Regions from separate parts of the Homo sapiens genome. Here region 2 is linked to region 1. A link is a contact called in ENCODE Hi-C or POLR2A ChIA-PET data. All regions are on one chromosome and are shown on one strand. Each heading gives the region's core, a stretch centred on a gene start or an enhancer-like site at or near the end of the contact. The rest is flanking DNA. Distances are from core to core; before and after follow the strand shown. Region 1 has its middle 32 kb from the start of ZNF774. Region 2 holds the start of RCCD1 (RCC1 domain containing 1).

Region 1 (6,753 bases), core at 2,308-4,807:
TTCCTGGCACAAGTGATCTTCCAGCCTCAGCCTCTCAAGTAGCTGGGACTACAGGTGCATGCCCTACACCCAGCTAATATTTTTATTTTTTGTAGAGACAAGTTCTTGCTATGTTGCCCAGGCTGGTCTTAAAGTCCTGGCCTCAAGCGATCCTCCCACCTCAGCCTCCCAAAATGTTAGGATTACAGGTGTGAGCCACCACATGCCAAGCCATTAATCTTTTTTTTTTTTTGAGACAGAGCCTCACTCTGTCACCCAGGCTGGAGTGCAGTCGCATGATCTCGGCTCACTGCAACCTCCAGCTCGTGGGTGCAAGCAATCCTCAAGCCTGGCTAATTTTTTGTTTTTTTTTTTTAGTACAGACAGGGTTTAACCATGTTGGACAGGCTGATCTCAAACCCCTGACCTCAAGTGATCCACCCGCCTCGGCCTCCCAAAGTGTTAGGATTACAGGCGTGAGCCACCACGCCCAGCCCATTAATAATTTTTAAAATGCAAATGAAAGCATATATATATATATATATGTATGTATATATGTACGCACACATAATATTTATCCTATAGTATTGGGTATGGGCAAATTTTTTTAAGTGTAATAATTCACAATGGTGTTGGTAAGAAAATAATTCACTTTCACACTGTTGGTTTTAGTATAAATTGGAATATATCTTGTAGATGTAATCACAAAAATATGCCAATATATGTACAAGAATGTTTATTACAGCAATATTTATAACCAAAAACAGAAAAACAACCAAATTATTTAAATGTTTGTGGACAGAGGCCTAGCTTTAAAACATATGGAACATCTATACCTTGGAATTCTATTCAGCCATTTAAAAAAAATGAGGTTGATTTCTACATACTTTAATTAATTAATTAATTAATTTACTGGAGACATAGTCTCACTCTGTTGCCCAGGCTGGAGTCCAGCGGCACGATCTCGGCTCACTGTAACCTCCACCTCCTGGGTTCAAGCAATTCTCCTGCCTCAGCCTCCCGAGTAGCAGGGCTAATTTTTGTATTTTTAATTTAATAGAGATGGGGTTTTGCCATGTTGGCCAGGCTGGTCTCGAAATCCTGACCTCAGGTGATCCACCCGCCTCGGCCTCCCAAAGTGCTGGGATTACAGGCATGTGCCACCACACCTGGCCCCTTTTTTTTTTAATGTATATGCGTATGGTGTAGAGGCCAAGAGGATAAGTTCTTCTTGGCCTTCTGAAGTTTCCCTGAAAAATCAACTTGGAAAAGACAGGTTAATAAGAGAAAAAGCACACAGATTTATTTAACAAGTATACAATTAATGAAGATTCAAAGATACAGGTGGAATTGTCCATTTTTATGCTTAGGTTTAACAAAGTATGGAGAGCCATGTAAAAATATGATTGGGCCAGGCGCGGTGGCTCACGCTTGTAATCCCAATGCTTTGGGAGGCTGAGGGGGGCGGATCACCTGAGGTCAGGAGTTCAAGACCAGCCTGGCCAACATGGTGAAACCCTGTCTCTACTAAAAACACAAAAAAATTAGCTGGGCATGGTAGTGGGCACCCGTAATCCCAGCTACTTGGGATGCTGAGGCAGGAGAATCACTTGAACCCGGGAGGCGAAGGTTGCAGTGAGCTGAGATCATGCCATTGCACTCCAGCCTGGGTGACAGAGCAAGACCCCATCTCAGACAAAAAAAAAAAAAAAAAAAGACGTACAAATGGCCAACAGTTATGAAAATATCCTCCATCTCATTACTCATAATGGAAATGCATAGCAAAACTACAATGAGATATATCTCACCCCAGTTAAAATACCTCTATCCATGGCGAAACTCCATCTCTACTAAAAATACAAAAATTAGCTGGGTGTGGTGGCATGTGCCTGTAATCCCAGCTATTAGGGAGACTGAGGCAGGAGAATCGCTTGAACCTGGAAGGCAGAGGTTGCAGTGAGCTGAGATTGTGCCACTGCACTCCAGCATGGGCATCAGAGCAAGACTCCATCTCAAAAAAAAATAAAAATAAAAAAATAAATAAAATAAAATAAAATATATATATATATGGACAGAAAGAATATGGTCTACTGCTAATAGACTGAGTGGGGAAACCCAGCCCAGCCTGTCTCTCCAGATTCTTGGACTTTCTCTGCAGCATTCCTTCCTTCTGGGTGAGGGGCAGGGACCTGCCGGGAATGGAGGTCTTATGATCTACAGTCAAACAAGTTAAGTCAGATAATTTTTTTTTCTTGAGACTGGGTCTTGCTCTGTCACCAGGCTGGAGTACAGTGTCGTGATCACGGCATACTGCAGCCTCAGCCTTCTGGGCTAAAGTAATCCTCCCACCTCAGCCTCCCAAGTAGCTGGAACCACAGGGGTGCACCGCCACACCAGGCAAATTTTTTAATTTCTATTTTTGTAAAGACAGGGGGTCTCCCTATATTGCCCAGGCTGGTCTTGAACTCCTGAGCTCAATTAAACCTTTGCCTCTGCCTCCCAAAGTGCTGGGATTACAAGCATGAGCCACTGCACCCACCTAGATAATTTTTTTGTTTTGTTTTTATTTGAGACAGAGTCTCGCTCTGTCACCCAGGCTAGTGTGCAGTGGCATGGTCTCGGCTCATTGCAACCTCCACCTCCTAGATTCAAGCCATTCTCCCACCTCAGCCTCCCGAGTAGCTGGGACTATAGGCACACGCCACCATGGCTGGCTAATTTTTGTATTTTTAGTAGAGATGGGGTTTTACCACGTTGGCCAGGCTGGTCTCAAACTCCTGACCTTGTGTCATCTGCCCGCCTCAGCCTCCCAAAGTGCTGGTATTATAGGCCTGAGCCACTGTAGCCGGCCCAGTTAGTTTCTTTATGGGCAGTTTGACACAGAAAGGTGGAGGGGAAATTAGAGTCATTTTTTTGTTTTGTTTTTTTGAGATGGAGTCTCACTCCGTCACCCAGGCTGGAGTGCGGTGGCGCGATCTCGGCTGACTGCAACCTCTGTCTCCTGGGTTCAAGCGATTCTCCTTCCTCAGCTTCCCAAGTAGCTGGGACTACAGGCACACGCCACCACACTCAGCTAATTTTTGTATTTTTAGTAGAGATGGGGTTTTACCACGTTGGCCAGGCTGGTCTCGAACTCCTGACCTCATGTCATCTGCCCACCTCGGCTTCCCGAAAGTGTTGGGATTACAGGTGTGAGCCACTACACCCGGCCTAGAGTAGCATTTTTAAGTTTTATGGCTGACTATAGGGAAAAGGGACTCTGATTTCTATGGGTAACCGCAGGGGAGAATGGTACTGAGAGAAAGGCATGGAAGAGAAAGTCAGAGGAAAACGTTTGCTTACGAAGCTGCTGCTGAGGTTCTCATTTTAGGCTATTGTTTTCTGAGCCCCAGCAGTGGCCAGCTGTACCATAACAATCAAGATGCATTTAAAACTTTTTCTAAAAACTAGCTCTATCCTTTAACTACTGACTTAGCCAATTACCTCCTTCTTAGAGCTACTCCTTCTCTGGGATTGCCCAGGAACCTGAGGCATATGTCATGCACAAAGGAGTCCTGTGGACATTCATACCCTTTGGAGCGGAGCCCAGGAGTCCCTAGCGGTGGTCTGTGGCTGTTTCTGCCCTTGCTCTTAACCACCACAAGGTGTCACTCTTCGCTGCTCCTGCGCGTTCCCACCAAGGCGGTAACTGCTGGCCAGAGAGGAAGAATTTCCTCTGTCCCCGCACTAGCTAATCCAGAGTCCTTACCAGTTCCCAGGGCTTCATAGTACCCAGCCCTTTCAGGCCCCCGCAAAGCCTCGCCCCGCAAGCCCGCCGCCAGCCCCAGCACTATGTCAGGACTGGCTCAGAGGAACACCCATTCCAGACAATAACAACTTTTTCTTTCTTGCCCAGGTGTTTTCAACCCTTAAACCAGACTGGGCTTGTTCTATTTTTACTTTTTAAAATTTTAACTCCTCTACTATCATTCCCAAATGGGCTTGTTCTAATTCCTTCCCGGACCATAGAGCTACAAACTTCCCCGAAGAGCGACTTCCAATTGGTTTTTAGGCATCCTTGGTGTGCCTTTCATACATAAAGGTAGGTCAAGGGTTCCCTACCTTCTCTGACAATAGAGCCTGATTGTCTCCAGTTGGAGGACCAGCCCTTAAAACAGCTAAATTCCTTTTACTTTCCCTAGAGGAAGGGGAGCTCCGTGGGGAGTCAGCTACCCGGGGGCAGACTTTCTGGCATTCTTTGGAAAAGCAGTGAAAATAAAACTCACAAGTTACATCTTCAGCAGAGTATCTGCTACATATGAATATATTGTACACATATTTTTATATGGTTGCAAACATAAAACATATAGGTCCATGTCCTGATTTTTCATGTACTGCAATGTATGTTGAGTATTTTCCCATGTCGTTGTAAATTCTTCATAAGCATTATTTGCAGTGGTTGAATGATCTTTTTTCATGATAGGGTTCTATTGTAATTTTGTAATAATTTTCTTATTTTTAGACACTGATCATTTTGTTTTTTGCTGTATTGACTATTCTTATATATTTTTATATATATTTCTGATTATTTCCTTATAAGAGACCTAGTATTGAAATTACTGAGTCAAAAACATTTGCAAGTCTTTTTATTCATGCTGCAAAAAACTTCCTAGAAAGCTTGCATCATTGTGTACTATCAACACCAAGTACCATAAGGAATGCACACCTAATTGCACCCTAATCAAAAGTAATGAAAACAATTTTATAAATCTCTCTTATCAGTGCACTGGTAAAAAAGATGTTTTAATTTGCAATTAGGCTGGACGTGGTGGGTCACGCCTGTAATTCCAGCACCTTGGGGAGGCCAAGGTAGGAGGATCACCTGAGGTCTGGAGTTCGAGACCAGCCTGGCCAACATGGTGAAACCCCGTCTCTACTAAAAATTAAAAAAAATTAGCCGGGCGTGATGGCATGTGCCTATAATCCCAGCTACTCGGGAGGCTGAGGCAGGAGAATCACTTGAACCTGGGAGGTGGAGGCTGCAGTGAGCTGAGATCCCGCGATTGCACTCCACGCTGGGCAACAAGAACAAAATTATCATCTTAAAAAAAAAATCAATTAATTACTAGTATAAATTAACATTTTAAAATTTGTATTTCTGTTTTTTATAAATTGTTAGCAGTTTTTACTTATTTATTTACTTAGAGACGGAGTCTTGCTCTGCTCCCAGGCTGGAACATAGTGGCAAAATCATAGCTCACTGCAGCCTCCAACTTCTGGGCTCAAGGGGTCCTCCTGTCTTGGCTTCCCAAAGTACTGGGATTACAGGCATGAGCCATCATGTCTGGCCCTTTTACTCATTTATTTATTGGGATCTTAATTTTAAAATCCATTTGTATGACCCCTTTATTTATTGAAGATACCAATCTATTGTCTGCTATATTGTTATAAGTGTTTTCTCAATAAATATATTGCTTAATTTATAGTTTTATGAATATTTTTGTCACAGGCTGAACCCCCAATTTTGGGATTCAGTCAACCTGGGAGGCCACGTGGGTTCTTGGCTTTGCACAAGAAGGAATTCAAGAGCAAGCCAACAGAATGAAGAGAAAGCACATTTAATAAGAAAGTAAAGGACTGCTGGGCTTAGTGGCTCACGCCTGTAATCCCAGCACTTTGGGAGGCTGAGGCGGGTGGATCACCTGAGATCAGGAGTTCAAGACCAGCCTGGCCTGTTAACATGGCAAAACCCCATTTCTAGTAAAAATACAAAAATTAGCCGGGCATGGTGGCACGCACCTGTAGTCCCAACTCCTTGGGAGGCTGAGGCAGGAGAATCGCCTGAACCCGGGAGGCAGAGGTTGCAGTGAACCAAGATTGTGCCACTGCACTCCAGCCTGGGCGACAAAGTGAGACTCCATCTCAAAAAAAAAAAAAAAAAGAAGCAAGTAGAGGATTTTGGGAGGCTGAAGTGAGTGGATAACTTGAGCCCAGGAGTTCGACACCGACCTGAGCAACATACGGGGACCCTGTCTCTACAAAAACATTTAAAAAGTAGCTAGGCTTGGTGTTCTGCACCTGTAGTCTCAGCCACTTGGGAGGCTGGGGCGGCAGGATTGCTTGAGCCCAGGAGGTAGAGGCTGCAGTGAGCTATGATCATGCCACTGCACTCCAGCCTTGGCAACAGAGCAAGACACTGTCAGTAAATAAATAAAGCAAGCAAAATCCCCTGGTGACCATCCAGCAGGCTCCAGAGACAAAAACTCCTTATCTGAGGAATTTAGAAGTAATTAGACTTTCCTATTATCTAAAGACACTTGGTTCCAGGCCTCTTTTCAACTTAAAATGTGTGAGTAACTAGGATTTCTGTACATCCCCAGAATGCATGCATGCCGAAACTCATTGTTCAACCCTTGCTAACATCAAGGCAACAAAATGTCTAAAAATGTAATCATTTATCGTGCAAGTTACCCTTCATCTCCTGCTTTAGGTCCATAAATATCCCTAAGGAAAAGACCACCGCAGTGGCTCAGTGCTCTTGCTGACGTGCCCCACTGCACTTTTCTGCAACGTTCCTTCTTTCTATGGTAATAAAACCTGTACTGTTGTCAGTAAATTCTTACCAACCCTCAAGTTGAGTGTTACCGGAAAGGGGTCCCAGTCCAGACCCCAAGAGAGGGTTCTTGGATCTCGCTCAAGAAAGAATTCAGGGTGAGTCCATAAAGTGAAACCAAGTTTATTAAGAAAGTAAAGGAATGGGCGGGGCGCAGTGGCTCACTTTTGTAATCCCAGCAC
Region 2 (6,404 bases), core at 226-2,725, 630 kb after region 1:
AAGGTTGAGCCTGTTGCCCAGGGGTCATATCTACCCTGTTTTTCTCACAGACCACACACTGGCTGGAGATCCTGCAGGCCCTGCTTCTGAGCTCCAACCAGGAGCTGCAGCACCGGGGTGCTGTGGTGGTGCTGAACATGGTGGAGGCCTCGAGGGAGATTGCCAGCACCCTGATGGAGAGTGAGATGATGGAGATCTTGTCAGTGCTAGCTAAGGGTGACCACAGCCCTGTCACAAGGGCTGCTGCAGCCTGCCTGGACAAAGCAGTGGAATATGGGCTTATCCAACCCAACCAAGATGGAGAGTGAGGGGGTTGTCCCTGGGCCCAAGGCTCATGCACACGCTACCTATTGTGGCACGGAGAGTAAGGACGGAAGCAGCTTTGGCTGGTGGTGGCTGGCATGCCCAATACTCTTGCCCATCCTCGCTTGCTGCCCTAGGATGTCCTCTGTTCTGAGTCAGCGGCCACGTTCAGTCACACAGCCCTGCTTGGCCAGCACTGCCTGCAGCCTCACTCAGAGGGGCCCTTTTTCTGTACTACTGTAGTCAGCTGGGAATGGGGAAGGTGCATCCCAACACAGCCTGTGGATCCTGGGGCATCTGGAAGGGCGCACACATCAGCAGCCTCACCAGCTGTGAGCCTGCTATCAGGCCTGCCCCTCCAATAAAAGTGTGTAGAACTCCACTGTGTGCCCTGTCCTTGGGCAGGGAGGGCTGCTGTGAGTGGGAGTCTCTGAGTGGGTGAGTGTGGGTGAGTATGGGTGTGAGCTGGGCGTGGGTGAGTGTGCAACGGAGCTTCACAGTGGCAGACCCACCTCCATGGAAGGAATCCAATGGATTCCCCAACCAGGGCCCACTGAGTTGCTTCTTAATCCTACTGGAGGGACAAAGGGTAAGCCTAGGAAGCTAATCAATAAGAAACTCACCAGGTGCGGTGCCTCAAGCTTGTAATCCCAGCGCTTTGGGAGGCTGAGGCAGGTGGATCACTTGAAGTCAGGGGTTCGAGACCAGCCTGGGCAACAAGCAAAACTCTTTCTCTATAAAAATACCAAAAAAAAAAAAAAAAAAAAAAAAAGAGCAGAGTGTGGCGGCATGCACCTGTAATCCCAGCTACTCGGTAGGCGAAGGTTGCAGTGAGCCCAGAGCGCAGCCTCCCAAAGTGTCGCCTGGGCGACACAGCGAGACCCTATCTCAAAAAATATTAAACTATCCCAAGAAATAAGTCGTTTAGGGTAGAGACTCCCATATGCTGGGCCTTCAGTACGTTTGTCTTTATATTGGGAGTCCTCTGTGGCCTCCGCTGAGGGCGCTGGGGCGGGGGTTGGGGTTGGTGGCCAGCTGAGCCTGGTTGAAGGGCGGCTTGGGCCCCGCCCACCACCCCAGCACGTTCGAGGAGGGCTAAGCCCAGCGTGAGGCTCGTTGGCTCGACAGAGGCACGTGACGGGTCCTGAGCCAATCCGTGGAAGGTAAAAGCTGCTTCCTGTTGGGGCATGAGTCCGGCGCGTGTCGGGTTTTGAGCTGCCGCGGTCCCGGGACTGAGGTGGGTGGCGGGGTCCGCCCGTCTTGGGCGTCACTCCTCGCCAAACCTTTAGCTCAAGTCTTAATGAATGTCCTCTCTGTGGTTCTAATCCGAGCTCCAGCCCCACGGGTTCCTGCAGGGGCGGGACCACCTGGCCCAACCTCTGCCTTGGTCCAACGCCCCCGGTTTCCTCCAGGGCCTTGGTCCAACGCCCCTCGGAGGTTTCAGCCCATTTCACAGACCGGGCCGCAGGGCCCCGGCGTAGGCCTCGGGACCGGAGAGGCCCTCAAGGGGAGTTGAACAGGGCTGCGGCCGCCGCGCCCCGGGCGGCGACGTCACCGCCCTTGCTGGTGATTGGCCGCCTCGCGCCGCGCGCCCTTCAAACCTTTTCTCCCCGTGGCTGTCGGCGCCCGCTGGGCGGGAGGCCTTTCCGGAGGCGGCCGCTCTGCGCCTCGGCGTTTCCTCCAAGGCTGCCCACCAGAAGGACCTGCCCGAGAGGGTAGAGGGCATAGGGTCAAGATCAAGGTCAGAGGCCCCCTTGGGTTGGGAGAGGACACGGAAGGGGTTAGGAGCCCAGGAACTGGGGTCTCAGGAGAGACCCAGGATCTGACTTAAGAGGCCTGAAAATGCCCATGCAATTCTGCTTCAGCCCGGGTGCAGCGGCTCACGCCTGTAATCCCAACGCTTTGGGAGGCCGAGGCGGGCGGATCACTCGAGCCCAGGAATTTGAGACCAGCCTGGGCAGCATAGCGAGACCCCTGTCTCTATTATATTAAAAAAAAAAAAAAACAAACCCGCTCCAGCCGAATCTGCTTGAAGTTGGCGTTGCTGTTGTAACCACCAGACTGTTTGTCTCCCCATTTAACGGTTAGCTCCTTGGGAGCAGACAGCTGTCCTCACTGGCAGAGGAGGAGCGCTCAGTAAATGCTCGCTGGACGAATAAATGGCTAGATAAGGTACAGTTGAAATTCTGTCTGTATAAGTTTCTCAAAACCAGTAAGATGTCCAGGGATAATTTTTTTGTCAACACTAAATACTGGATTCAGTAAGCTAATACTGTGTGTTTATCATGGCATGTACTCGCACCAAACCCTTTATTTGCATTTATTACAATTCTGTGAGGAAGGTTCAAACAGCACCGCCCCCACCTCCCTTTGTAAACTGAAGAAACGCAGTTGGACTCAGGTGGATTGGCTGCGGTCCCAAGGCCCCGCTGAGTTGCAGAGGCACTGCCTCCCAAACGCTCTTCTGCGTTCCGCTGTGGGGAGAGGGGCAGAGCACTGTGTGTGGAGTTGGTGGGACCTGATTTCAGCGCTCTGCCCCTCTCTGTCTGGCTGTATGAGTGTGTAAGGGTTACTTTGTCTCAGAATCTCCTCTGTAAAACGACCATTTTGGTTCCCAAGATTACATGGGATAAAGTGCCAGATGCTGGGAAGCTGCGGGACGGGGTGGGGGTGTCGGGGGCGCTCGGATCCTAGTCCAATGCCTAAAGGACAGGCCACTTCGTACCCACTTTGTGGCACGCTGAGCTTGAGCCAAAAGGGAGGACAGGGAAAGTGCCTCTAAATATTTGAGCATCTTTGTAAATCCGGTAGGGCATTAGTCAGGGCGCCTGCTCAGCGAACCTTCGTGGCACGGACTCTGCCTTTGTGGTCGGGAGAATGATAGTTTCTCCATTTTACAGATAAGGCAGCTCCAGCCCCTGGAAGGCCAGAGACTTGCCAGTGTCCCACTAGCGGGCTCTTCGCAAGAATCCCCCCGGGCCCGCCGCAGCCAGGCGGCGGCCGGCAGAGGGCGCTGCTCGGGCATGGCGGAGGAGCGGCCGGGGGCCTGGTTCGGCTTCGGTTTCTGCGGCTTCGGGCAGGAGCTGGGCTCCGGACGCGGGCGCCAGGTGCACAGCCCCAGTCCGCTGCGGGCGGGCGTCGACATCTGCCGCGTGAGCGCGAGCTGGAGCTACACCGCTTTCGTGACCCGTGAGCACTCCCCGCCCCGTCCCCACTTATTCCAGCCGCGCTCCCCAGTCGCCTCCCCGCACCGCTGTGGCCAGTCCAGTTTGTCTCCCCCGTTCAGGCCGCCAGCCCCACATTCTGGGTTGGTCCCCAATTCGACCCCTTCCCAGGAACACCCCGCTCCCCCCATCCCCGCCGCCTCCATTCTGGCCACCCTGCTCCAATCCGCCCCGCAGGTGGAGGCCGCTTGGAGCTGTCGGGCTCAGCCAGCGGCGCGGCGGGCCGCTGCAAGGACGCGTGGGCCTCGGAGGGGCTCCTCGCGGTGCTGCGCGCCGGGCCGGGGCCGGAGGCGTTACTGCAGGTCTGGGCGGCCGAATCGGCGCTGCGTGGGGAGCCATTGTGGGCCCAGAATGTGGTGCCCGAGGCCGAAGGGGAAGACGATCCGGCCGGTGAGGCCCAGGCTGGGAGGCTACCCCTGCTGCCCTGCGCCCGTGCCTACGTGAGCCCGCGGGCGCCCTTCTACCGGCCTCTGGCTCCGGAGCTGCGGGCACGCCAGCTGGAGCTGGGCGCCGAGCACGCGTTGCTGCTGGACGCTGCTGGCCAGGTGTTCTCCTGGGGCGGGGGCAGGTGAGCGGAGGCGGGGGCAGGTGAGGGCTGCTGATTGGAGAAGCAAGCGGAGCGGGACCCCTTAATGCGACTGTAGCTGACGACGGTCTCCCTTGCTCAGGCATGGACAGCTGGGCCATGGGACCCTGGAGGCAGAGCTGGAGCCACGGCTGTTGGAGGCGTTGCAGGGCCTAGTCATGGCTGAGGTGGCCGCGGGGGGCTGGCATTCTGTGTGTGTGAGTGGTGAGTGACTTAGTGCTTCTCCAGACGAGCTCATGATCTTGTGCAAACCTTCCTCCTCGTTTTCCAGTTTGGGTGGGGGCCTACCCAGGCCTCCTTCCAAATTCATCCATCCATCGCCCAGTCAGTTATGACTCCTAAATGCCTCTCACCCTCGGCCTCCTCTGCCTGCACCATGGCCCACTCACGCCTGGACTCTGGCATTTGTTCCTAGCTTCTCTGTTACTGGTCTCACTGCCCCTCCCCTCCTCTCCCCACCTGCTCCCAGCCAGGACTGTCTCTTAACAGTGCTGCCGAGGGAGTATGGAGTGTGAGGGGGCAGCTGAGCCAAGGAAAACGCAGAAACGCTGCAGTTGCCTAGGGGGCCATGATGTGTGGCACAGGGTGGACACTGGGGTGCCCACCAGGCACCAGGATGGTGATGAGTGTGTCCCTGTGGTGGTGCCACAGCTGGCCAGAGTGAGGAGTTTCACTTGGTGATCCAGGTGTAGCTCCTTCCTAGGCTGTTAGAGCCCATGCAGAGAGGGTGAGGCTGGGAACAGATGATCTTTGTCTGTGTCTGGGGCTCTCATTCTGGCTGCTACGTAGATCACCTGGAAGCTTAAAAAATTACCAATGCCAGGGGGCCGGGCGTAGTGGCTCATGCCTGTAATCCCAGCACTTTGGGAGGCCGAGGTGAGTGGATCACGAGGTCAGGAGTTCGAGATCAGCCTGACCAACATGGTGAAACCCCGTCTCTAAAAAAAAATACAAAAATTAGCTGGGTGCAGTGGTGTGCGCCTGTAGTCCTGGCTACTCGGGAGGCTGAGGCAGGAGAATCGTTTGAACCTGAGAAGCAGAGGTTGCAGTGAGCCGAGATCGTGCCACTGCACTCCAGCCTGGGCGACAGAGCGAGACTCAGTCTCAAAAAAAAAAAAAAAAAAAAAAGAAAAGCTACCAGTGCCTTCCTCCACACCATATTCTCATGGAATGGGCCTGGGCTGGTTGCCAAGCTCAGGAAACCCTGGGCTGAGCCTCGCCAACGTGGCAAAACCTCGTCTTTGTACAAAAAATATAAAAATGAGCTGGGCGTGGCGGCTCGTGCCTGTGGTCCCAGCTACTCGGGAGGCTGAGGCTGGAGGATCACTTGAGCCACGCGTGAGTGGAGGTTGCAGTGAGCCAAGATCACACCACTGCACTCCAGTCTGAGTGACAGAGTGAGACTCTGTCTGTCTAAAAAAAAAAAAAAAACAAAAAAAAAAAACCCCAACCTTGGGCTGGAGAGACCAGAGGGCTGGAAACAGCCCAGTGGGACGCCCTGCACTCAAGGTCCAGAAGGAGTTTGAGGCCTTAAGTTTAGTGTAGAGGCTGAAGCACGGACACATCCCACCAGACTTCCTAGTTTCAGATCATTGCTCGGGCCCTGGGACCTCGGGCCTGGTACTTAACCCCCTCTGTGCCTCAGTTGTGAATAAAATAGGGATCCTGCGTAAATGGTGATATTGTCATAAAACCACCTGTAGGGCTATTGTGAGAATTAAGTGATTATATTTGAAAAGCATGTGAAACATCAGCATGGATTAAGCACTTCATAAAGCAGCTATTGTTAGAAATTTTTAGAATTAGGCAGCTGTTCCAACCAAAAAGCTCCAGTGTTGTGGGAGGCCAGGAAGGGGAGAGCTGCACGTGGCTTTCATCAGGACCGGCTGTGGGTGCAGTTGAAAAAGGGGCACAGGCCGGCCCAGTGGTTGTTTTATTTACTTATTTAGAGACAGGGATTTTGCCATATTGCTGAGGCTAGTCTCGAACTTTTGAGCTCAAGTGATCTACCCATCTCAGCCTCCCAAAGTGCTGGGTTACAGGCATGAACCAATGCACCTGGCCCTGGCCCAGTGGTTTTGAAAGGGAGACCACTGCGGTACTTCTAGGGATACATTTCTGAAATGAGGGGCTATTTGGCAGCATAAGAATGGAAGTAGAAGGTCCAGTAAGGGACTTAAAGGGTGATCTGAAGGCATTGAGGGGATGTGAACCTAAGACAAGCCCCTGGGGCCCGAGGGGAAGCGCCTTGGCCTGGAGTGCTACCTTGGGCAGGGCAGGCTTTAGTTGTC

Evidence for each region. Hi-C counts contacts between places; a loop is a spot of excess contacts on that map. ChIA-PET counts read pairs that join two places held with the same protein, here RNA polymerase II (POLR2A). Pooled maps may share reads with other maps.
Region 2: a pooled map shows a loop between it and region 1 (3-fold over the local background). The contact joins the promoter of RCCD1 here to the enhancer-like site in region 1. A Hi-C loop is called at or near these places in 2 of 50 pooled maps. POLR2A ChIA-PET finds 5 or more read pairs at or near these places in 3 of 52 experiments (A673, HepG2 and WTC11).

What each region holds. Positions count from the first base shown.
Region 1 is chr15:90,316,579-90,323,331 of GRCh38, forward strand. No RefSeq gene overlaps it. Among named protein-coding and RNA genes, the nearest start is that of ZNF774, 32 kb to the right of the region's middle. RefSeq lists an enhancer at 3,476-3,585. Within about 2 kb of position 3,558, at least 6 of the 41 ENCODE cell types and tissues checked have a DNase peak (open chromatin) inside an H3K27ac peak, as active enhancers do.
Region 2 is chr15:90,953,409-90,959,812 of GRCh38, forward strand. RCCD1 (RCC1 domain containing 1) reads left to right here and starts at 1,476. Exons shown (of 8, transcript NM_001017919.2): 1 at 1,476-1,540; 2 at 3,204-3,492; 3 at 3,705-4,095; 4 at 4,196-4,317. The coding sequence starts at 3,327. UNC45A (unc-45 myosin chaperone A) reads left to right here. Exons shown (of 20, transcript NM_018671.5): 20 at 51-685. The coding sequence ends at 308. RCCD1-AS1 (RCCD1 and UNC45A antisense RNA 1) reads right to left here and starts at 1,085. Exons shown (of 2, transcript NR_170325.1): 1 at 927-1,085. RefSeq lists enhancers at 1-333, 1,158-1,712, 1,513-1,622 and silencers at 1,843-1,972, 3,203-3,432, 3,553-3,602.